Linked DNA regions of Homo sapiens: all the other regions are linked to region 1. Evidence: chromatin loops called from intact Hi-C (ENCODE). Cell type or tissue: PC-9. All regions are shown on one strand.

Evidence for each region. A loop is a pair of places that touch in the nucleus more often than their neighbours do. Peaks named below come from ENCODE experiments on the same cell type or tissue, not always from the same donor. Only the 100,000 strongest peaks of a DNase experiment are listed, where the experiment ranks them.
Region 2: a loop joins it to region 1, with 20 times the contacts of the local background. A loop is called at or near these places in 43 of 110 quality-filtered maps.
Region 3: it touches region 1 in a loop (10-fold over the local background); 3 of 110 quality-filtered maps call a loop at or near these places.

The regions. Positions count from the first base shown.
Region 1 is chr20:43,840,649-43,848,648 of GRCh38, reverse strand. No RefSeq gene overlaps it. Among named protein-coding and RNA genes, the nearest start is that of LINC01728, 50 kb to the left of the region's middle. In PC-9, CTCF peaks have their summits at 3,804, 7,786 and 7,990 (motif pointing right); DNase peaks (open chromatin) are centred at 2,448, 2,888, 3,628 and 5,028; H3K4me3 peaks cover 524 bases; H3K27ac peaks cover 5,278 bases.
Region 2 is chr20:44,076,295-44,084,294 of GRCh38, reverse strand. No RefSeq gene overlaps it. Among named protein-coding and RNA genes, the nearest start is that of JPH2, 110 kb to the left of the region's middle. In PC-9, CTCF peaks have their summits at 3,143 and 3,356 (motif pointing right); DNase peaks (open chromatin) are centred at 854 and 3,364; H3K27ac peaks cover 477 bases.
Region 3 is chr20:43,936,241-43,944,240 of GRCh38, reverse strand. All of the region lies in intron 1 of TOX2 (TOX high mobility group box family member 2), which reads right to left. Among named protein-coding and RNA genes, the nearest start is that of TOX2, 25 kb to the right of the region's middle. RefSeq lists enhancers at 1,066-1,395, 1,117-1,617, 7,156-7,656, 7,657-8,000. In PC-9, no CTCF peak of the experiment used is centred here; DNase peaks (open chromatin) are centred at 1,130, 2,520, 4,780, 5,130 and 2 weaker places; H3K4me3 peaks cover 2,324 bases; H3K27ac peaks cover 8,000 bases.

The DNA of each region.
Region 1 (8,000 bases):
CAAGACTCTGTCTTAAAAAACAGAAAAGAAAAGAAAAAATGCTGGCAATACTGCACCAGCCTCCCCTCCTGGGACCCTGCTCCCAGCATGAGTAGAGGCTGCTCCTTCAGCCAGGACATCATCTCTAGTGCCCAGGCCCTAGCATGCCCCATCATTGCACAGTACCCCAGGCCTGGCATCCACAAAGTCTCAGAACCGTGTACCGGCCAGATCTACTTGTCTCCTGGGTCCTCTGTAGCCATTTCTTTTTGTAACCCTTAATCTAAGTCCACCCACCCATTTTCCAGGTGCCATAGCTGTGGCCTGAGAGGTGGGGAGCCAGGATTGCCAAGCTAAGTTAGTGGCACCCCCAGAATCACCCCGACTCCAGGCCCCTTCTGCTTATTGGCCAGGCTGTTCTCCCTGGAGGACCCCATCCTGCCTCCCTTACATTCCACAGGAGTCCTCGGAGAAGGGACACAGCTAAAGGTCCTGTGATCTTGGACACTCGTTGCACTGCCCTGAGCCTTACTTTCTTCATCTGTAAAATGGGTATGATTTTGCCAGGTCTGGGACAAAGTGCAAAATGTAAGGAGGTGCTCACTAGCCTGACCCTGGATGTTCCCTCTTGCCCAGGAATATAAGAAGGCCCACAAGAAAAGAAGAATAGGAAAGAAGTCCACATAGGGGTGGGAGGGAGTGACATCCACTCCGCTGCACTGTCTTTGATACATCTCACCCCCAGCATCCTTTCTGCAAAGCAGAACTCACGCCAGGCACGGTGCCTCATGCCTCTAATCCCAGCACTTTGGGAGGCTGAGGTGGGTAGATCGCTCAAGCCCAGGAGTTTGAGACCAGCCTGGGCAACATAGTGAGATCCTGTCTCTTAAAAAAAAAAAAAGGCAGGCCGGGCGCGGTGGCTCATGCCTGTAATCCCAGCACTGTGGGAGGCCAAGGCAGGTGGATCACAAGGTCAGGAGATCGAGACCATCCTGGCTAACACGGTGAAACCCTGTCTCTACTAAAAAAAAAATGCAAAAAATTAGCCAGGCTTGGTGGTGGGCGCCTGCAGTCCCAGCTACACAGGAGGCTGAGGCAGGAGAATGGCGTGAACCTGGGAGGCGGAGCTTGCAGTGAGCCGAGATTGTGCCACTGCACTCCAGCCTGGGCAACAGAGCGAGACTCTGCCTCAAAAAAAAAAAAAAAGGCAGAACACGCCCCCATTCCTCTTAAGCTCCCTTGTGCCTCCCTACTCATCCACTTCCCTGCCTGGACTGACAACCACGTGCATCTGGATCCATTCACCCGCACGGAGGACGAGTGTGACTTGCTACCATAATAGCAAAAAATAACTCGGCAGCAGCATCAATTACAATCTTAAATGTCCTTGCCCTTTGATCTAGCAATCCTACTACTTGTGTAGGAATCTACCTACACAAAGTAAATGTTTAGTGTGTAAAGATATTGATAATAGCCCCAGCCTCCAAACGTGCAAGGAGAAGATCGGAACTGCATGGGGATCCATCCCTGGGAGGGAAGCTGGATACAGTGTGACCTGGCCATCCTGTTGAATTCTATGAAGCCCTCACTCACAATGGGGTGGACCTGTACATTTCCACATGGAGAGTGCTCTAAGATAAGCTGGTGAGTGAAGGAAGCAAGACGCAGGCCGATACTCAAGTGTGATGCCATGACCTGCTAAAACTAAAGTAGCATGTGTAGGTTGCAAGAGAGGACTATTAACACGCCCATCCCCAGCTCCCCGCTCTCATCTCTCACAGAAAGGGCTGCTTTCCCCACCACGACCTCCCTGGAGAGCCCACACCTGCTCGTGGGCTTCTTAGAGGCTGGGAATGGGTTGTGGGGGACTCCCAGGTGAGAGAGCTGGTCTGCAGAAAGCAGCTGCTGCTCTGTGACAGGGCGTGCGTCCCTCCCCACAGCGTTGTTTGTGTGTATATATGTGTATGTTTATATAGACAGATCATGGTGAGACTAAGATCAGACACACCAGGAAAGGCGCACAGTAAACTGGTCTCCATAGTTACTCTGGGGTGGGATGAGGTGGCCCTAAAGTGATGGGAGAAATGACACAGATCTTTCAATAATGACATGGAAAGATGTCCACAGATGACTGGGACTGGGGAGGGAGAACAGTTGCGAGATAATAGGATTCGTGGACTACCACTTTCAAAATGACATAGCTTTGTGTCTCCTTATATAGACACACCATGCTACACATCAAGCTTTTCCTGCTAGTTACTTCCTGGAAATGGGATCAGGAAACGGTGAGGGGCCACTCTGTTTACCTGCCCCTAGACCCCATGGAAAGGGTTGGTGGGAAAATCACAGCATGAAGCATAGCGCAGGGCTCAGCACTTAAGGCGTCCTCATCTACAGAGAATGTAAGAGTTTGGCGGAACTAGCTGAATGGGTCTTTTGTTGAATAAATATTGTGGCTCACAGGTAGGCCATGCCAATAATCAAATCCCCGAAAAAGTTTTATGCAATAAAAATACATTAGCATTATACCTAGACTTGACTCATTTTTACAATGGATGATTCAGAAGTTTCTATATTTTTAAGAAACACTTAACTCTCTTGGCCTCAGAGATATCATGTGCTCCTGGCTTTCTTTTCTCCTATATCACTGACCTCTCCTTCTGAGTCTCTTTTTTTTTTTTTTTTTTTTTTGAGACAGAGTCTCACTCTGTCACCCAGGCTGGAGTGCAGTGGCATGATCTCAACTCACTGCAACCTCCGCCTCCTGGGCTCAAGCAATCCTCCCACCTCAGCTTCCTGAGTAGCTGGGACCACAGGCATGTGCCACCACACCTGGTTAGTTTTTTGTTTTGTTTTGTTTTGTTTTGTTTTTTGTCTCTTTTGCTCATTCATTCATACACCCACTCATTCATTCGGCGTATATCTATTGAGTTCTTATTACATGTCAGACATATTCCTTGGTGGTGGAGATACAAGTGTAAACAAAACAGACTACATTCCCTGCCCCTGTGGAATTTAATTCTAATTGGAGGCACAAGACAACAAACAAATTAGTTAAATACATATATAGTGAGTGATAAGCACCACGGAGAAAAACAAGGTAGGGGAAGAGAATCAGGAATGTGGGGCTGAAAAGGGAGTTGCACTTTTAAAATGGTCATCAGAAAAGCTCTTTGGGTAAAGACCTAAATTCGATGAGGAAACAAACCATGCCTATTTCTGGGATAGGGAAGGGTGTTCCAGGCAGAGGGAACAGCAAGTACAATGGCTCAGAAGCTTAAGAGAACATGTAGCAAAGGAAAATTGCATGGAGGTTATGGAGCATAAGTGGTGGGAGCCAGTGGTGAGAAATGAGTGTGGAGACTGTTAGGGCTTTATCAGGAAAAGCACTGGGCTTCAGGCTAATGAATGTGGGCTCCATGCAGAGGGTATTAGGAATCGAAGTTACCCCATCAGGTTCTGTGTGGGGAGGGCAGGTGCTGGGGCAGCCTGGAGCAGGAGCCTGGTGATGAGGCTGTGACAATTGTTGGATGAGGGACAGAGGATGACTAAGGAGGGTGGGAAGTAGGGGACCTGATGCCAGAAGGGGCGTGTTTGTTTCCTGTAGCTGCTATGACACATTACCATAAACATGATGGCTTAAAGCCACAGAAATTTATTCTCTCGCAGCTCTGGAGGCCAGAAGTCTGAAGTCATTATCACTAGGCTGAAATTAAAGAGTCAAGGGCACTGTGCTCCCTCTGGAGGCTCCAGGCCAGAATCCATTCCTTGCCTCCTCCAGCTTCTGGTGGCTGTGCCACTTTTTAACTTATAGCAGCATGACTCCAATTTCTACCTCGGTGTCACATTGCCATCTGTCTGTCTGTGTCAAATCTCCCTCTGCCTCTCTCTTATAAGGATTGTATGTAGGGCCCATAAATTAGCAGATAATTTTCCTATCTCAAAATCCTTATCACAGCCACAAAGACCATTTTGCCACATAAGCTAATATCAATATTTAGGGGCTGCAGGGATTAGTGCCTGGCACCTCATGGGGGCTGCTATTCAGCCTGCCACATGGATAAAAGGTATAGATTGCTCAGACACAGGATCTCCTGCCAGGCCTCACCCACATGGCCCCTGATGACCTCCACATCGCTAAGTCTCCTGGGCGATGCTCAGTCCTCATCTTACCTGACCCGGCACAGCTCAGCTCTCCTAGTTCTCCTCCAACCCTGCAACTACTCCTTCTCATTGCCTCTGTTCATCCCTCCTCTTCTCCCCAAGGCCCTGGGGGCCAGCCCTTGGTGACCATATCTACCCACATGCCAGCCACTCTAGCCTAGACCTCTGTCCCCATCTGGAAGCCCATAAACCTGACTCTCTCAACAGCTCCACTGGGATGTCTAGGAGGGCTTTCCACATCACAGCTCCAAAGCGGGACTCCTGATCTTTCCCCAAACCTGCCCCACCTGCAGACTCCCCCTTCTCAATTGTCAACCTGTCCAACCCATCAGGAGGCCTTGGCAGCTCGGTCTTCACAACACACTCAAATCTGACCCCTTCTCCCCGGTCCCAGCCACCCTCTCCTCTCTTACCTGAATTTGGCTGCAGCCACCTCACTGGCCTCCCTGCCTCCCCTCTCCAAGTGAGCCTTTTTGAAGGTAAATCAGATGGCATCATTTCACCCAGGGTCAAAGCCAGGCCTTGCATTGTTCTACAAGGCCCCGCATGATCTGCCCGCTCCCTGTCTTCTCTCTGACCTCATCTCCTGCTAAGATCTCTCTCCTCTTCCTACTCCTTCCTCTTCACCCACACTCTGCTATTCCTTGAGCTTGCAAGCGCCATTTCTTCCTCAGGACCTTTGCACTGGCTGTTCCCCTTCTTTGGAATGCTCTTCCCTTCAATACCCCCATGACTCATTCTCTTGATCCTTTAAAATCTTGCTCAAGGGTCAGCTTCTCAATAAGGCACACTCCGACTACCCCAATAAATATTGCAACCTCCTCCAAGATTCCCAGTTCCTCACCCTGCTCCACATCCTCCAAGGCAGTCCCCGGGGCACATCATTTGCTTATTCATGTTTCCTCTTGAGTCAGCCCCTGAGAGATGGAACGTAGGAATGTTTGTTGATTTTGTCCACTGGTTCCTCCTTTGAACGTAGATCAGTGCCTGGCACATCACAGATGCTCAGTGTATGTTTGTTGCATGGATCACTGCGTATGAGGTTGAGGGAGCAGCAGGAGATCAGAATGGCTTTGGGAGTCTAATTCCATGTGGACAGTCTCCTGTCTCCATGAGGCGGACAGGGCAGGGGCAGGTCAGGGGAGCTCAGGTTTGAGTGTGGAGGGTATGAGGCACCCAGGACCTACAGAGATACCTCCCAGTGCAGCTGGCTCTCTGGAACAAGAGCTCAGAGAGACATCTGGCTGCACGAAAGAGCCTGGCCTAAATGAGCCTGGCTTTGACCCTGGGTGAAACTATAACAGAAAGTGCACCTTCTAGCCCTACCCCAGAGTCAAGCTCACCTGGGTGTGAATCCCAGCTCCTCCCATTACTGACTGTGAGACTCTGGGCAGGTTCCCTCCCCTGCTGCACTTCAGTTTCCTCATCTATAAAATGGGGACAGCCACTGTACAGCATCTCACACCGTGTTGTTGAAAGGGTTAAATGAGATGATACTCAAAGCATTGAGTATGTGGCATATGCCCTTGTCTGCTTTCCAAGGGCCAGGTGGCAGGGCAGGTAGCAAGTCCCCAGGAAGCTGGCCTGGGACTCTGATTCACCCGCAAGCCCTGGGCCCCTCAGACATTTGAGGCTCCATCTTCAACCCCTCTCTCGAAAGGTCCAATCCCCCAGCTCTGCCTCGTGCTGTAGGCATTGCCATAGTTAAAGCAGGCTCTCAGCCACATCTGAGCCTGAGTTAATTGGCCTCTGACCCATTTTTCTAGCGGACTCATTACCTCTTATTTAGCCTTGAAGACTCTGGTGGCTGATTGGCAGAGAAGCTTTCACAGCTGGGAAGAGATATGGGATCTGGGTCAGCTGCCCACTGTCCGTGAACTCTGGCCTCAGTAGCTAATGGCAGAACCAAGGCAGGCAGAATGAATTTCCTGACCCCAGGACCAGGCCCACCAGGGAGATAGAGTCACCATGTTCCCCTTGTCCCAGCCTTGCCTGGCTTCCACGTGGTTGCATTCCAGCCACCCCATGTGGGGGCTGTAAGAAAAGGGGGAGGACTCAAGTGTTCCCTCCCTGCAGGGAACCCTGATGCTTCCAAATGATGCACCCCCAGGAGAGAATGATAGACGAGTAGGCTTTGCAGGCCACCCCCAGCCTGATTAATGCATGGGCAGCACCTCTTCTGGAAGGCCAGGTATGGAGCTTTGCCGGGGCCACTCTGCAGACAGCAGGGGTAGATGGGGGCCTTGGATACCTTACACAGCAGGGTGTTGTGGGATAAAGCGGCCAGGCTGCATTCTTCAGGGCCAGTCACTGCCCCACTCAGGGCCTCAGTTTCCCCATCTGTTGAATGAGGGTTCTGAGTAGATAATCCCTAATTGTGCTATCCAGTGTCATAGCACAAGCTACATGTGGTGATTGTGCCCTTGAAATGTGACTCGTCTTGTAAGTGTAAAATACACATGGATTTTTAAGACCGCACAAAAAATCCCACCAAGAATATCAAAATAAGTTTGAATAAGTTTCAAACAAATTTTGTTTTGATTACATGTTGAAATGATATTTTAGACATATTGGGTTAAATGAAATGTCGTATTAAAATTAATTTCAGTGTTTCTTTGTACTTTTAATGTGTACTTTTACTTTGTACTTTTAATGTGTCTACAAGATACCTTAAAATGATATATATGGTTTGCATTGTATTTTCATTGATAGCAAGTGGGGCTCTAGAGACCTTCTGAGTTTGAATTTTTCAAGGGATGTGTGGAGGTGGGTACCATAAATGTGTGTGTAAGTGTGTGCATGTATGCGTGTGTTGAGGGAAGAAATTGGCAGGAGGAATGTGTGAGCACAAGTATGTACACGTATGTTTCATGCACGTAAATGTACCTATGTCAGGGCCAGGCACGGTGGCTCACGCCTGTAATCCCAGCACTTTGGGAGGCCGAGGCAGGCAGATCACTCGAGGTCACGAGTACAAGACCAGCCTGGCCAGCGTGGTGATACCCTGTCTTTACAAACAAACAAACAAACAAAAAAATAGCTGGAAGTGGTGGCACACACATGTAGTCCCAGCTACTCGGGAGGCTGAGGCAGGAGAATCCCTTGAACATGGGAAGCAGAGGTTGGAGTGAGCCAAGATTGCATCACTGCACTCCAGCCTGGGCCACAGGGTGGGACTCCATCTCAAAAAAAAAAAAAAAAAAAAAGTTTCTGTTAGGGCATGCTGCAGAAGGGAGGAGGTAGGAAGAGGAAACGTCTCTCGGACCCAGGCTTGCCCACGGCCCTTCATTCACATAAAGTGTCATCCTGTAAATCTCATAGAAACCTGTAGGTTAAGGGCCCTTGTCCCTATCGTATAGATGAGGAAACAAGATCCAGGGACTTGGGCGTGAGTGATATTTACCTTCCATTCCACCAATGCCGTGGTAGGAAGGAAGCAGATCCCAGGTGATGAGTCTGGGGGAAAAAGACACGTTGTGGGGGCTGCGCTGACCGCTCTTTCATGCATTCTCTCACTTAATAATCCCCACCACAGGCTGGGAGCACAAATAAGGAAGCTGAGGCTCAGAGAAGTAATCTCACCCCCCACACCATCATTCTCAGGCACCACTACCCACCCAGTGGCTACACAAACCAAAAGAGAGGGGCGTTGTCCTTGTCCCCTTTCTCTTCCTCACCCTTCACAACCACCACATGCATCACCAACTCCTGCGGGCGCGCATCTTAGACTCCTCTCTGCAATCATCTCTCCATCCCTCCCAGCCCCACCCCACCAAAAGCCCTCATCCACCATCCTCAGCCCTCCCCAAAACCACTAGAGGGAGCTTTGCAAATCAACAGGGAGACCTTGCCTCCCC
Region 2 (8,000 bases), 240 kb before region 1:
GGAGGTCGAGGCTGCAGTGAGTCGTGATCATGCCACTGCATGCTAGCCTGGGTGACAAGGTGAGACCCTATCTCAAAAAAAAAAAAAAAAAAAAGCCTGATGCCCCTAAGACCACCATGTGATGAGGGAGCCCAAGCTAGCTCCATGGACAGGCCACATGGATGGAGAAAGAAGAGAGACGCCCAGTCAACCCCAGATGTTTCAGTCATCTCAGTTGAGCTCTGGATATGGAGAGAAGCCGTCTTTGATGCTCCAGCTCCAGTGTCCTGTCGCCCTAGCCAACCACGTGGAGCAGGAGAGCCATCTAGTCAACCCACAGGTTTGTGAGATAGAATGAATAATCATTTTGACCCGTAAGCTTGGGGATCCTTCATTACACAGCAATTGATAACTGACATGAGGCCAGGGCTGAGCTGCTATTGACAGTATTGTCCACACTCTCACAGGTGAGATAATTCCCTCTCCCAGATCTGAGGTGTACCATAGGGCTGTACAGCCTCACGCCTGAGCATGGAACTCTAGTCTGGCCTAGAGAGCTCCTGCCTTCTCCCTCCTACGTCCCTGGCCACCCGCAGCCTCAGGATAGCCCCGGTCACGTTCTCTTCACCTGGCACTGATGTGAGGGACCGAATGAGCATCTTGCTGAGGGTTTCTTTAGAGGGAGTTGGGATGCCTGGCCTGGCAGAAGTTCTTTTGCCTCAGAAGCCTGCAAGAGGAGCTGGGGCAGAAGGGAGACCGTGGGTCTGCAGTGCGCAGCACAGGCCCCAGAAGGCGGGCAGCCAGCCAGGTAACTTCTCAAATGTCATCCTTTGCTTCTGGTCAGCACCCAGCCTGTCCCCAGGAACAATTCTAGTCCCTGGAAGCCCAGCTCATGAGTCACATGGTATTTGTCTGGAAAGGAAGTCAGTTGGTAGGTAGTTCTGGCTCACCAGATGAGTAGTTAAAATTAATTGACCAGATCATACACCCACTTGGGGAAACAGTTTGACAGGTTTTATTTTGAAGTTAAACATATACCTACCCTGTGATCAAGCATTTAAACTCCCACGTATTTACCCAAAATAAATGAAAACATATGTGCAAAAAGACTTGTACAAGAATGTTCATAGCAGCTTTAGGCATAATTGTCAAAACCTAGAAACAACACACATGACTCTCAACAGGATAACAGAAAAACAAACTGTGCCCGATCGCTTAAAATGGAATCCTGTTCAGGGACAAAAAGGAAGAAATTAAAGACATGCAGGGAACAACATGGATGAACTTAAAAGCCATTAAGTGAAGGAAGCAGACACATAAATATGTACATACCCAGTACTTCCATTTGTATGAAATTCTAGAAGAGGCAAAACCTAGCTGTAGTGACAGAAATCAGAGCAGTGGCTGCCTAGAGCAGTGGGGGCAGGGGTTGGCTGGAAAGGGGTGTGAGAGATTTCTAGGGTGACAGGAATGTCCTGTAGCTTGACTGGGACATACACGTGTATCAAACTCATCAATCTGGCCAGGCGGGGTGGCGCACACCTGTAATCCCAGCACTTGAGAGGCTGAGGTGGGCCAATCGCCTGAGGTCAGGAGTTGAAGACCAGCCTAACCAACATGGTGAAACCCCATGTCTACTAAAAATACAAAAATTAGCCAGGTGTGGTGGTGCATGCCTGTAATCCCTGCTACTCGGGAGGCTGAGGCAGGAGAATCCCTTGACCCCAGGAGGTGGAGGTTGCAGTGAGCCAACATCACGCCACTACGTTCCAGCCTGGGCAACAGAGCAAGACGCAACCCTCCATCTCAAAAACAAGAAAACAAAACCACATCAACTGTACATCAATCTAAAATGTGGGCATTTTAGAGGCTGTAAATTATACCTCAATTTAAAATGAAAAAAAAAATTAAGATCTTTTAAAAGCAAACATTAGCCAGGTCCTAGCTTTCCCAAGCCAAATGTCTGTCCATCTGTCAGTTATGACCAGTCACACATTTGGCCAGTGACATTTGTCAGGGTGGGTCAGAGTGTCAGTTTGATAATTCATGCTCATGTGATCAATCTGACAGTAGGGTAATGGGCTGGATCTTGGTCAGCAGCAGCCTCTTGGATTTGGAGGTGGAAGGGATGGCTTCCCATTGGGTAAACATTGCACCATGGTGAAGGGTCAGGCATTGGTCTGCCTGGTTCCCACCCAGGCTCCCCCGCTGTCAAGCTCTGTGACCTTCGGCAACTCACTCACCCTTCTGAGCCTCAGTTTTCTCATCTGTGAAATGTGAACAATCATTGCATCTATCACATGGGGTTGGCGAGATGATGAAATGAGCCAATGGGTCTGCAGTGCCCAGCAGAGGCCCCAGCACACGTGCTCTGGCAGTGGGATCTGTTATTCCTGTTTTTATTTCTCCATCTGGCGGCAGGAAAGGATACAAGTGGAGGCACCTTTCCTGTGTTTCCAGGCAGATGCTGCCGCTGTTTGCTGGAAGAAGAGCTCAGGACCTGGGGAGGAGGGGCAGGGCTGAGGAGGCCTGGGTGCGGGGAGCTTCCCCAGAGGGCCGTGGGAGAGGGGACCCTGCAGTCTGAGGTCAGGCCTGGCCTCTGGTTCTCTACCTCCTGGGGACAACTCAGCCAGCTTGAAGGCAGGGTCTCCCATCACAGGCAGGCAGGAAGCCAGCTCTGTAGGCCAGCAATGGCAAGTGGGCAGAAGGCTGTGACTGGGGCAGGGGTCCCAAACGGAGGTAATGACAGCACAAAGTGTCCCCCAGTCCCCTCCTCCTGTCAGGGAGGGGAGCAGCTGATAAACTCATGCTCATGTGGGTATTTGGAACTAATACAGTCACCCTTCTGGGGGAACTTCCGGTTTAAAAGAGAAGTCTGGATAGAGCAATGCATAACTCAAAGGAATATTTTGCTCCAGTGAATTTCAGGTGATACAGCAGATCTATTTTTCTGGTCAGGGGCTCCGGTCCAGAGTAACCCCTTCTCATTGCCACCCAATAAAAGAAAAAATAAGTAACAACTGGGGACCCACCTGTTTCACCTTCTCACAAGAGAGAAGGATGTTGGCAGTGTGGTGCTGCGGTGTTCTGAGTTCTGACATCATGCCAGGATCATCCTAGGATCGTAGCACTTAGTATGCAGTAAAGCCCTTAAAAGTGATATCATATTGTCTTGTTAAGTTGTCAGAGCCACTCCGTGGGGTTGTAGGTGTAGGGCAGTTGAATATGGAGGCTAAGCATGGAGGTGAATGACCTGTGTCACCTACTCGCAGATGGCAGAACTGGAGTCAAACCCATTGTCTGACCGTAAATTAGCCCTCTTGGCTCCTAATCATTCTGTTAGGCCTGCTACACTGCTCTGCAGTTCCTAATTATGACCACCAGGAGGCACCACCACTCCACACGTGAGTACTCTCCGCACTGTTCCTGAGAAGTGAAGGCTTAGAATCACGTCACTACTTTCTTATTTACCACAGTAATATTAATAGCTACTATTAACTTAGCACTTGCTATGTGTCAGGACTGCACTAAGCACTACATGCTTTATTTCATATATTTCTCACACATCTCTAACATTTGGACCAGACTGTTTCACAGAAACAGTGAAATTCAAAATCAGGTCTGTGTCTTCAAAGCCTGTCCTCTTAACCATATATCCTCAGTGGAGATCACCAACTAGATGCTTGGAGGCTGCATTTGGTCAGCAAACTTGGTTTTGTTGGTTGGTTTGTGTTTGGTTGGTTTTTTTTTGTTTTGTTTTGTTTTTTGGCTGGGATGGTGTTCCAACACGCATTGAATTTAAATGCTTTTTGGCAGGGCAGTCCCTCTCCACTTAGCCCCAGTCCTCATCACTCTCTCTCATATGTCCGTCCCTCTGTCTCCTTCCTTTGCTTATGTTATCTGCCTGACCCTGACGTCACTGGAATTTGCAGCTTGTGGTTGTGAGTTCGTCGACTCCCTTTATACTAATAATATATTGTAGATGGGAGTCAAGGGATTCCAGGGCAGCTTGGAGGTTTAGGAAGGCACCCAGGAAATGTAACAAATGGTGTGGCCAAGAGTCACTGTGGAGATGCGGGAGGCAGTCCTGTCCTTCAGTGTCCTCCCAGGACCTATCAGTAAGTGTCCCTTGTGCTGTGTCAGCATAGCGTGCATGGCACCTGCAAAGACCTGTGGATTTCCTGGGCTGGACGGTGGTGAGCTGGAGGTGGAGCATGCCGCGTTTCGACTTTGCAATACCCTCCCAGAAGAGTGACCTGGCTACTGTGCACTCACACAGAATCCTTCCTGATTTGCGTCTGTTTCCTTTCACCTGGCCCATGAACCAGTGGTTAGATTTAACCAGCACCGTGGGGTTTCTAATCATTATTGAGCACCCCATCTACAGGGACTGAACTGTGTTCCCCCAAACTCACATGTTGAAGTTCGAACCCCCGGTGCCTCAGAATATGACTGTATTTGGAGACGGGGCCTTTAAAGAGGTGATTACGTTAAAAATGAGGCCATTAGGATGGGCCCTAATTCAACCTACCAGGTGTTCTCAAAGAAGACGAGACTCAGACATGCAGAGAGACCCCAGAGGTGGACAGGCGCAGAGGGATGGCCATGTGAGGACACAGAAGGTGGTCATCTAGAGAGGCCTCAGAAGAAACAAAGCCTGCTAGCACCTTGACCTTTGACTCCCAGTCTCCAGAACAGTGAGAAAATTAATTTCTGTTGTTTAAACCATTTCTGTTGTTATGGCAGCCCAGGCTGACTAATATGCTGTCCATCAAAGGTGGGCGGAGTTGAGGATGTAAGTGTGGTCAACAGCCGGCCTCGCAGGGCACTGTAGCTCATGCATGTGATCCCAGCACTTTGGGAGGCCGAGACGGGAGGATCGCTTGAGCTCAGGAGTTCAAGACCAGCCTGGCCAACATAGTGAGACCCTGTCTCTACAAAAATTAGCCAGGTGTGGTGATACGTGTCTGTAGTCTCCGCTACTCGGGAGGCTTAGGTGTGGAGATCGCTGGAGCCCAGGAGGTTGCAGCTGCAGTGAGCTGAGATGGCGTCACTGCACTCCAGCCTGGGTAACAGAGTAAGACCCTGTCTCAAAAAAAAAAAAATAAAAATAAAAAGCCAGCCTGACAGGGGAGGAGGAAGGAGCTTGGAGACCACCCTCCTACTCCCCACTCCCCTGTGGAAGACACGTGTGTGGAGGAATTAATGAATGTGCTTCGTTTGTTACACTCTTACTATTAGTGATGAAAACCACTTCTTCATAGATGAGAGCATAAAGAAGCCAAATTCTTGGTTTCTAAATTCAAAAAGATGGTCTAGGAGTAAGAGGAAGCTGGAAGGGGAGATGCAGTCTGGCTCTCTTCAGATTGGAAGGGTCCACCTACCACCCGCAAAGCCAGGGAAGACCCACCTAAATCCCTGTGAGATTTCAAGACATGGTGGATGAAGAGAAAATCTAAAAGTTACCAGAGAAGGGGGCAAAAAGTAAGCAGTATACAAAGAAATGGGAGGCAGAATAATATTCAACGCTCAACAGCAGCAAGGCTGGAAATGAGAAGTCAATGAAGCCGTGCCTTCAAAATTCAGAGAGAAAGTTATTTTCAGCCTAGATGTCTTTACCCAGCCAAACCACCAATCAAGTGTGAGGGTAAGATGAAAACATTTGCAGAACTGCACCTTTATTTCTCATCCATCCTTTCTTAGAAAGGGCCTGGAAGATGTGTTCCACCACAATGAAGAAGCAAGATAGGAAGGAGGAATGGATGGAATCCTGCAAAGAGAGGACCCATGATAGAGAAAAGCAAGGGGATTTGCTAAGTAATAAAAGGAAGCATCTGATGATGGCTGGAATCTGCCTGAGAAAGAGATCAAATTGGAGCACAAAGTGTCTGGCCATAATCAGAAGGGGTTTACAGCTCTGAGCTTTGGGGGAAAATGAGTGACAGGGAGGAAAATTAAGCACACGAAAAACAAAAATGAAAAATTATTCAAGGAAAAAAATATGTAGCTTGACCCATCAGCAAACATGAGTTACAGAATAGGAATAATGTAAGCCTGGAATATTGATTAACCACCATGATTATGTAGTTCACTGGGAGGACACAGGGGGAAGCAAGATGGAGGAGGAGCACTAAATCCTCTTTTTCCATGAAAAGAAGTGACTAAAAGGCATTTAAAAATCGGCTAGGCTCACGCCTGTAGTCCTAGCACTTTGGGAGGCCGAGGTGGGCGGATCACAAGGTCAGGAGATTGAGACCATCCTGGCTAAAGCTGTGAAACCCGTCTCTACTAAAAATACTAAAAATTAGCCAGCCGTGGTGGCGCATGCCTGTAGTCCCAGCTACTTGGGAGGCTGAGGCAGGAGAATTGCTTGAACCCGGGAGGCGGAGGTTGCAGTGAGCCAAGATTGCACCATTGCACTCCAGCCTGGGTGACAGAGTGAGACTCCATCTCAGAAAAAAGAAAAAAAATCTATAAATCAAGAAATAGCAGTGTGTGCATATTCAGTTGTTAAATAACAAAAAGAGTTGAGAATATTTATCCCTAGGTGGTGAGAATCAGAGATTGAAGGAGGGAAGAGCAGAGGACACCCTGACATCATTATAAGCTTCATGGTCTGGTTTGACTTTTGTTTTTTGTTTTTGTTTGAGACGGAGTTTTGCTCTGTCCCCCAGGCTGGAATGCAGTGGTGCAATCTCGGCTCACTGCAAGCTCCACCTCCCGGGTTCACGCTATTCTTCTGCCTCAGCCTCCCGAGTAGCTGAGACTATACAGGTACCTGCCACCACACCAGGTTAATTTTTTGTATTTTTTTTTTTTTAGTAGAGACGGGATTTCACCGCATTAGCCAGGATGGTCTCGATCTCCTGACCTCGTGATCTGCCCACCTTGGCCTCCCAAAGTGTTGGGATTACAGGCATGAGCCACCATGCCCGGCCTGGTTTGACTTTTTAAGGCAGGGATATGTGGTCAGTCTTCCATATCCGTGGGTTCTGCATGATGGATTCAACCTACCACAGATCAAACATATATTTTTTAAAAGTACAACAGTAAAAATTAATACAAATAAAGCCAAAACAGTATAACAACTATTTACATAGCAGTTATATTGGATTAGATGTTATCAGTAATCTAGAGATGATTTCAAGTACACAGGAAGATATGCATAGGTTATTTGCAAATTCTATGCCATTTTGTATAGGAGACTTGAGCATCTGTGGATTTTGGTATCTGTAGAAGGTCCTGGAACCAATCCCCTGTAGATACCAAGGATTGATTATATTATTAAAGTGGTTTTTTTTTTCTTTTTTTTTTTTTTTTGAAATGGAGTTACACTCTTCTTGCCCAGGCTGGAGTGCAACAGTGAGATCTTGGCTCACTGCAACCTCCGCCTCCTGGGTTCAAGCGACTCTCCTGCCTCAACCTCCCGAGTAGCTGGGATTACAGGCATGCACCACCATTCCGGCTAATTTTGTATTTTTAGTAGAGACAGGGTTTCTTCATGTTGGTCAGGCTGGTCTTGAACTCCCGACCTCAGGTGATCGGCCCGCCTTGGCCTCCCAAAGTGCTGGGATTACAGGCATGAGCCACTGCACCTGGCCGCAATTATATTATTAAAGTTTTAAAGTTGAAGTCAAGGACGTTGAAAATTAGCACCCTTACACCCACGTAGATGTTACTTGCTATTTTAAAACTGTGTGAAAGGCCTGTGCAGGGCACCACCAGCGCAATTTTTACACTGCCAGGTCCAAGTCCCCTTTTCTTGTCCCCCTAGGGCCCTTTCTAATGCTCAGGGCATCTTAGCTCAGGCTGCCCTAACAAAACATTACAGACTGGGTGGCTCAAGCAACAGAAATTTGTTTTCTCGCAGTTCTGGAGGCTGGAAAGTCCATGATCAAGGCACCCGCATGGCTGGTTTCTGGTGAGAGCCCTTCCTGGCTTGACGATGGCTGCCTTCTCTCTGTGTCCTCACCTGGTAGGTGGCGGGGGGGGGGGGGGTGTCTGGTGTCTCCTCTTGGGAC
Region 3 (8,000 bases), 96 kb before region 1:
ATCGTCTGTCTTGCTCATCTCTGGGTCCTGGCTCCCAGCATGGGGCCTGACACACAGTGCGTGCTCACCAGATAGAAAGTGCACACAACCCATAGATCCAAGGCACATGACACTCGTCTCAAGGCAAAAGAGAGGTGCATTTTGCACCGCGATACAAAGATGGATGAAAATTTCAGACATACCAAAGATTTAGAAACACACACACACACACAAAGCTGTAAGCATGCAAGAGGAAATTGTCCATGAATATTTATATAAGCTTAGGATGATAAAGAACTTTCTAGGCTCAAATTCGTGTGGACAAGGATATTTATTGCATCATTATTTATAAGAAGATGAAAATGACAATAAAGTCCATCGATAGAGGATTGGATAAATCATGGCTCTCCATAGAATGGAATACTATGCGGCCTTGAAAATGATGGGCATTTGTTGATGTTGCAAGAAGCCATGTTGCTTGTTGAATGTTAAACTTGTTCATCAGAAACAAGAGATAAGTGAAAGGTATAATTGATTGTCAGAGAGAAAACACAAAGGTAAAAATCTTTCAAGTCTCATTTATTTATTCATTCACTGAAAAAACTTTTTTTTTGTTGTTCCCTCTGCCTCCTCCCTACTTCACATAGGTCATAATTCCAGAAGCTGGAGCAATGTGTGATCAGGACACTGCCCCTGTCCTCACAGGAAGCCCAGCTTACACACAGAGGTGAGTATAAGGAAGACAGTACTCACCGGTAAGGGTCTCAGGGTGGTCACCTGGGCGAGGGCCTCATGAAAAAGGTGTCAGTCAAGCCGAGATTTGGAGAAGGGGCAGAGTTTGAGTACACAGATAAGGAATGAGGCATTTTAAAAGGCAGAAGCTGGGTGATACCAGACAAGCACAGAAAGCCCCTGCATTCTTCATCAAACTCTTACTGAACCCCACCATCTGTAGGAGAGGGAGTTTATAGGAGCTAGGCCAAGGCCCAGATTCTGGACTGAATTCTGCCAAATGTACTGGGAGGAGGCATTTGGGGTTGTGATCGTACCATCCACAGGTGTACAGGTGAGAAAGCATCCTCCCAACCCTGACTCGTGCACCCCGAGAGCACCAGCTCCACAGAGAAGGCAGGGCTGCGGCAGGTGCACCTGCCTGGCAGGTTGGATGACTGAGGCTTAGCAAGGCAAATCCAAGGCTGTGAGACCGGATTCCAGGTGCAGTGCTCTTGCCGTTGCAATAAATATTCAGGTGGAGGTATTTAATGTGGGTTGGAGGGGGTCCCATCGCTGTGGCCCCTCTGCTCAGCTCCTTCTGGTGTGGAGACAAGAAGGGCCTCTGCACCATGAAGAAACTCAGCATTTTTTTAGTTCTTTTTTAATTTTTCAGATTCTGAGGCAACGTGATGGTTACGGTTCAAAACAAAGAGAGATGACTCAGCTTCCTGTGGAGAAGCTGCAGCCTTTTGCAAATGATCTTTCAGTTTTAATGCTTCTCTCTTCTTATCCATGGAGGCAGCTTGTCCAAGCTGCTTGTTTTCTTTTTTCTTTTCTTTTTTCTCTTATTTATTTATTTATTGAGACAGGGTCTCCCTCTATTGCCCAGGCTGCAGTGCAGTGGCATGAGCATAACTTACTGCAGCCTTGAATTCCTGGGCTCGAGAGATCCTCCTGCTTCAGCCTCCCAAGTAGCTGGGACTACAGGCATGTGCCACCACACCCTGCTAATTTTTGTGTTTTTTCTTTTTTTGTAAAAATAGGGTCTCACTATGTTGCCTAGGCTGGTCTCTAACTCCTGTCCTAAAGCAATCCTCCCGTCTTGGCCTCCCAAAGTGCTGGGATGACAGGCATGAGCTATGATGTTACTTGTTTCCTTGTTGTTCAGCTGTTCCCAGGGTGAGGGGCAGGGACAATGGCCAGGCTCTGTGGCCAGAATGCCTGGGTTTGAATCCTGGCTGTACCCTTAGATCTTGGCCAAACTTAGATCCTCTCTGAGCCTCTGTTTACTAATGTTAAGATGGGAATAATAGTTCCCTCCTGGTGGGGTTTTTGTCAAAGCAGCTGTCATCGATGGAAAGTGCCTGGTCTGGTCCATAAATATCACTGTTAATAGCCAACAGCCACCATGCTGAGGTTCTACTGTGCTTTGATGATCTCATTTAATCCTCACACTTGCACAAAACAAGTTCCCCTTTTACAGATGAGGAAGTTGAGGCTCACAGCAAGGAGTCAACTTCCATCTTCTTATTGATGAGGGTCAGTGCACACAGCCCAGGCAAACTCACAATTGAATCATTATAAGCTTTGTCCTTTGATTTTCACTACAGTAGCAACCAAGCCCATATCAGCCCCTTGCTGTCTTTATTCACAAAACGGGGACAAATCTTCTGAGATTGCTGAGATGTTCCAGCCAAGGTTTACCAAAAACAATTCTGTGAAGGACTCAGGAACCTCCCATCCTATCACATCATTGCTTCCTCCAGGGCAAGGAGGAACCCACAGAGAGCTGAGCTCTTCCTGTGCAACATCCCAAGGAGAGACCAGAAGCGAGTCAGGAAACCTCCTTAAGTCAATAGAAAACACCAAAGCTGAGAGGGTGTGAGCTTACGCAAATAAAAAGAACAGGGCTTTAGGCCAGGTACAGTGGCTCGCGCCTGTAATCCCAACACTTTGGGAGGCCGAAGTGGGTGGATCACATGACGTCAGGAGTTCGAGACCAGCCTGGCTAACATGGTGATACTCCATCTCTACTAAAAATACGAAAATTAGCCAGGTGTGGTGGCACATGCCTGTCATCCCAGCTACTCAGGAGGCTGAGGCAGGAGCATCACTCGATCCTGGGAGGCGGAGGTTGCAGTGAGCCGAGATCGCGCCATTGTACTCCAGCCTGGGCAACAAGAGCGAAATTCTGTCTCAAAAAATACTCAAAAAAAAAAAAAAAGGCTTTAAAACCACCTATTATCCAAATGGCCACCCTGCACCATGATATTAACCCTGGGACTCTCGAACCTTTGTCCTAGAACCAACTTTTTTTCTTAAATGCAGTGCAGGTGAACATAAGGTAACCCACAACAGCCCAAACCCAAGCTTCCACGCCCCCTTCCCTCACATCACCCTGAAGCATATGCTGACAGAGCAACCTTAATAGTAACTGACTAATTTTAAACCCTGTGATTACCAGGGTTGATTTCCATGGAACCTTCCTTTCACAGTACTGAGAACCTCTCATGAGCAGTAATTGCCAAGTTCAATTTTAGCTCTGTCATGCCCAACCATCAGTGCTAACTAAGGCAGCTGCTTCATCGCCAGGTAAGCTGGTAATGAAGTCGGCTTCACAGCTTAATTTCACAATATTGTGATGCCCCCGTCAGCACCTGTTAAGTGCTGCGAAGCTGCAAGCTTCTATTAAACAAATCTCACGCAAGGGAAGTGACTAAAGCCGCTTTGCGCTTCTAAGGTGCCCTGGTCTACATCCTCATGCCCACTGGGATTTTGTGTTTGCTTAATCCCATGTGCCTCGTCTCTGCAAAGCACTGACCACTAAAGTGCCACACCACACCCCTAGGGTGCCCTGATAGCTGCCTCATCCTCTGCAGTCACCTCTTCTCCCTCCATCCCTGCGACTCTGGCTCAGCCTCTCACCCTTCTGGCCTGGATCCCCATAGCAGCCCCTTAGCTCACCCTCCCCCATTTATTTTCCAGGCCAATTAGTAGAGTTTTCCTGGGGGAAAAAAAAAAAGTTGCCAGGTGCGATTGCTCACACCTGTAATCCCAGCAATTTGTGAGGCCGAGATGGGAGGATTGCTTGAGATCAGGAATTCAAGAGCAGCCTGGGCAACATATCGAGACCTATCTCTGAAAAACAGACAAAAAAAAAAAAAGCTAGCTGTGCATGGTGGCGCATGCCTGTAATCCCAGCTACTCAGGAGCCTTATGCAGGAGGATCACTTGAGCCCAGGAGTTCAAGGCTGCAGTGAACTATAATCATGCCACTACACTTCAGTCTGGGTGACAGAGTAGGACACCAACTCTTCAAAAAAAAAAAGTGACGTCCCACCATTTAAAATCCTTCCACGGCCCCACTGTCCTCAAGGTAGAAAGTCTTCACATTGTGTTTTCTTTCAAGGTTCCTGATTGAGCTCTGCACCAAGCTCCTAGACCCAATGCCCCATCCCTCAGCCACACTGTCCCAGGGACTTGCCTGCAGTACCCCAAGCCCCATACACCCCTGGACTGCACTATCCAGATGAACAAGTCCCATGACTTCATTTTCCCTAAGGAAAAATGTCTCATACAGGGCATGACTCCCTGCCCTTTAACTACAGAAGGAAACCTCTGCAGCATATCTGAGCATATCCCTGTGGTCACTCAGCAGCAGCACCGACTGAATCACATAAGCACCCCATAAGACACTCTTGGGGTGCTTAGTAAGCATCTACTCTGTGCCAGGCACTGGTACTTTCTGTCATCTCTTTAATCCTTAGACAATCTAGCAAAATGAAATGAGTTGTTTTTCTTTTTGGGTGTGCCAACAGGCTCAGAGGAGTTAAGTAAGCTCTTGAGGCCACACAGCTTCTAAGCTGCAGGGTCAGTTTAAACTCATGTCTGACTATACGAATGGTCTCACCAAATGAACCCTCGCTTATCTTCCAACCTCACCGCACATATTCATTTGTGGGACTTACACAATGCCACATTCCAGCCTCATGTTGTTAAAATGCCTCACTAGTCTTGGCATCCGTCCTACTCTTATACAGTTCCCATCCCCTCCCCCTGGCTGGGTTCTGGCAGCAGAACTGTACTTTGAGTGCAGTGGAGCATGCTTGGGCTGACTTTGTGCTAACTTCAGCTTTTGCCCAGAAATTGGCGGAAGCTAGACCAAGGTTTTGCCCTTTCTTCTTACTCAACTCCTCCAGTCCCAATATGATGAAATCCCTATGCAAACCTTACCACAAATTAAGTAGATGCAATTATTATCCCCATTTCACAGAGGAGGAAACTGAGGCATAGAGAGGTTAAGTAACTTACTAGATGTGCACAGCTAGTAATTGTCACAGACAGAATTGGAACTAAGGTCCTAGGACCTAACGTGCATGCACAGCACCACTATGCTATGCTGTCCCTGAGTCACTGATCTCCTCGTTTTACAGATAAGGACACTGGGGCTCCAAGAGACAAGGGGGTTACCCAAGCTGGGGCTTTGGCATCCTGTCTGGATGGCTGCAGAGGCAGGTGAAGCCAGCGACTCCAGGAAGCTCCACCCTCAACTTCCAGCTAAGGCAAGACCATGCTTCTAGAAGCGAGGGCACCTGTCCACTCCTGCCAGAGCTGCACAAGGAGGCCATAAGGCAGAAACACAAGGGCTGGAAAAACCCCCTGGCCTTCAAAGCTGCCTCAGATGCCCCTCTACCACCCCTGGACCCATTGTGCTGGGGGCAGGCGTCACAGACCAGTCACCCCCTCAATGCAGGGAGCGACAAATGCTCTTTGCCTGCCATGTGGTGGCTGGGCCTCCAGTTCAGCTAAAGCCAGTGTGGAAATAAGTCCTGGGGCATGAAGATGCAGGTTCGAATGCCAGCTCTGTCAAATACTAGCTGTGAATCCCGGGTAAAGAGCTGAGGCTCTCCGTAAAGTGGGATATTAATGCCACCACCTCGCTGGCCATCTGAAGACTGAAGGCGCTCACAGGCTCAGCGCCCTCCCTCTCAGAGTAGATTTGCTGCCATTTCAGTGCCCACATCCAGCAGTATCCTGATAACTCCTAGTGCACCCATCAGGACATGGGGCAGGAGCCAGGATTGCTTCAACTTATCTCATTTGAGACGTGCTTTCCGGGACAAGCATTTTACTATTAAGTAATAATAAAATCTGAGGTTGAATGGAAACCCAAGGTCAGGACTGAACTTCTCAGTCCTACCTCAGGCAGGAGGGGAGGACTAAGGGGTCCCGGTGGGTCATCCCACAGCGGGTGGAGTTGTGAGTGGGGCCCGCATCTGTGCCAGGCCCTTCTCCTGGCCATCACTGGGACAGGCTGCCAGTCCACATGACATATCCCGGTTGCCATGGTTTCTATTTATTCTGGGGAAGAAAGTTCCACTGACATGGGTCCTGGTAAGAGGAGAGTTTGCTTCACTCCACCGTGCAGTCACTGGGGTGCCCGCATTGTCCACAAGCATTAGACTGAAGGTGCTGAGGTTAACAGCCCTCAAAGCTTCCTCTTCACTTGACCCAGGGAGGATGGGAGCTGGCCCTATTTCCAGGTGAGAAAACGGAGGCTCAGGACTGGGCAGCTACTTGCACGGTTTCATGGAGACATTGGCAAGAAGCTGGAACCCACACTCCAGACTCCTCCCATTTTTCCAATCTGTGCTGGTTCATTTATGATCATGATTCTGGCACCCAGTGATGCTAGGCCTTTTCCAAAACCACAGCCCCTGATCTGCCTTCAGAGAAGCTGTTGAAGGCTCCAGGGACATCAAAGGCTGCTTATGGGACTGGGCAGGCAGATCCGCATGGGGACTCGATGCTGCGGTCGCCCCCAGGATGGCCCTCCCAGCCCTGCACATGGACGTAGAGGCTGGCTTAGGGTTGGAGACCTGGGGTGTGGCTGGGGAGGGTCCCCAAGTCATTCCTCTGTGCACCCTCCCTACGGGCCTCCCCAGCATCTGATCACCTCATTCTCAGTCCATGGTTCAAAGACCACCAGCCAGCAGGACTGAGTCCAAAACCCCTCACTTCCCTCACACACCAGTCCCTCCCAAATCCTCTGCAACTGACCCCTTCCTTGCTTCCTCCTCCCCCTTCCTCAAACTGAACTCTGTGCCCACAACACCCTTCCCAATGCTCAAATCCCTCCTGGGTCTCCTCTCCCAGCCCACAAAACCCAGGAGCTGCCCGTGGGAAGGTTATCAGCCACCTCCCTCCTGAGACTGCATCGCACGGAAATGCTCAGGGGACCTTTGCGAACCAGAAGTTCCTTTCCCAGCCCAAGGTTGCCGACACTTAAAAGAAACTGGCACTTTCTTGGAGTGGTCAAGTGTGCCAGGCCCCTCCTTCCACAGGACCTTCGCGCGTGCTCTTCCCTGCCTGGAATGCTTCCCCCGTGCCCATCATCTAGCAACTCCTAGTCTTCCCACAGTCCCCCCAGAGCTCTCTGTTGCCTGGTCTCCCGGCCCTGTGTGGCTCTCCTTCATCACACCTGTTCTGCTTTAGTTATGTTTCATCATGTGATTATTCACTGGCTAGACTAGAGGCCACATGCCCACAGCACAAGGCCTGTCTTGTTCCCTGCCACAGTGCCTGGCACACAGCAGGGACTCGATGAATGTCTGCTGTCTGAAGAGTGGGGGCAGCTGTGTAGATTACAAAGATGACCACTAATCCTAATCATAGCCTCCTGTCCTGCATGCATGCCCTTGGCACCGTGAGGCTGCCACTCCTCTCATCATCTCTCTCTTTATGCTTTGAATATGGGCTTGGCCATATGCTTGTATTTGACAAATGGGACAACAACAAAGGTGACACAAGCAGAGGCTTGAAAAGCACCAGGACACTGGGGTTTGCTCTCTCTTGATGCACCAGGGAGCCTGGGAGCCCCAGGTGCACATGCCCGAGCTAGCCTGCTGGAGGACAGGAGGTCATGTGGGGAGCTGAGCCAACAACCAGCCAGCCCCCAGCCAGCAGCATGCAAACTGCCAGCTGCACGAGGGAGGCTGTCCTAGATCACCCAGCTCCCAGGCCACTGGCCAACTGACCATGATGCAGGGAGGGAGAGCCTGTAGAGACAACCAGCCTAGCCAGGAAGCCTTGCAGCCAACCCATGGAATCATGAGCTTAATGAAATGGTTATTGTTTTAAGCCATTAATTCTGGTGGCTTACTGTGAAGCAATACACAACCAATACAGGAGCTAATATAAGAGCATTTGCGCTGATAATACTCACAGCCAAAGAACATGTGTCTGGTCTACTCAACATCAAGTTGAAAACAACAAAGCCTCTTGGGGGCTGGGAAGCAGCTGGGATC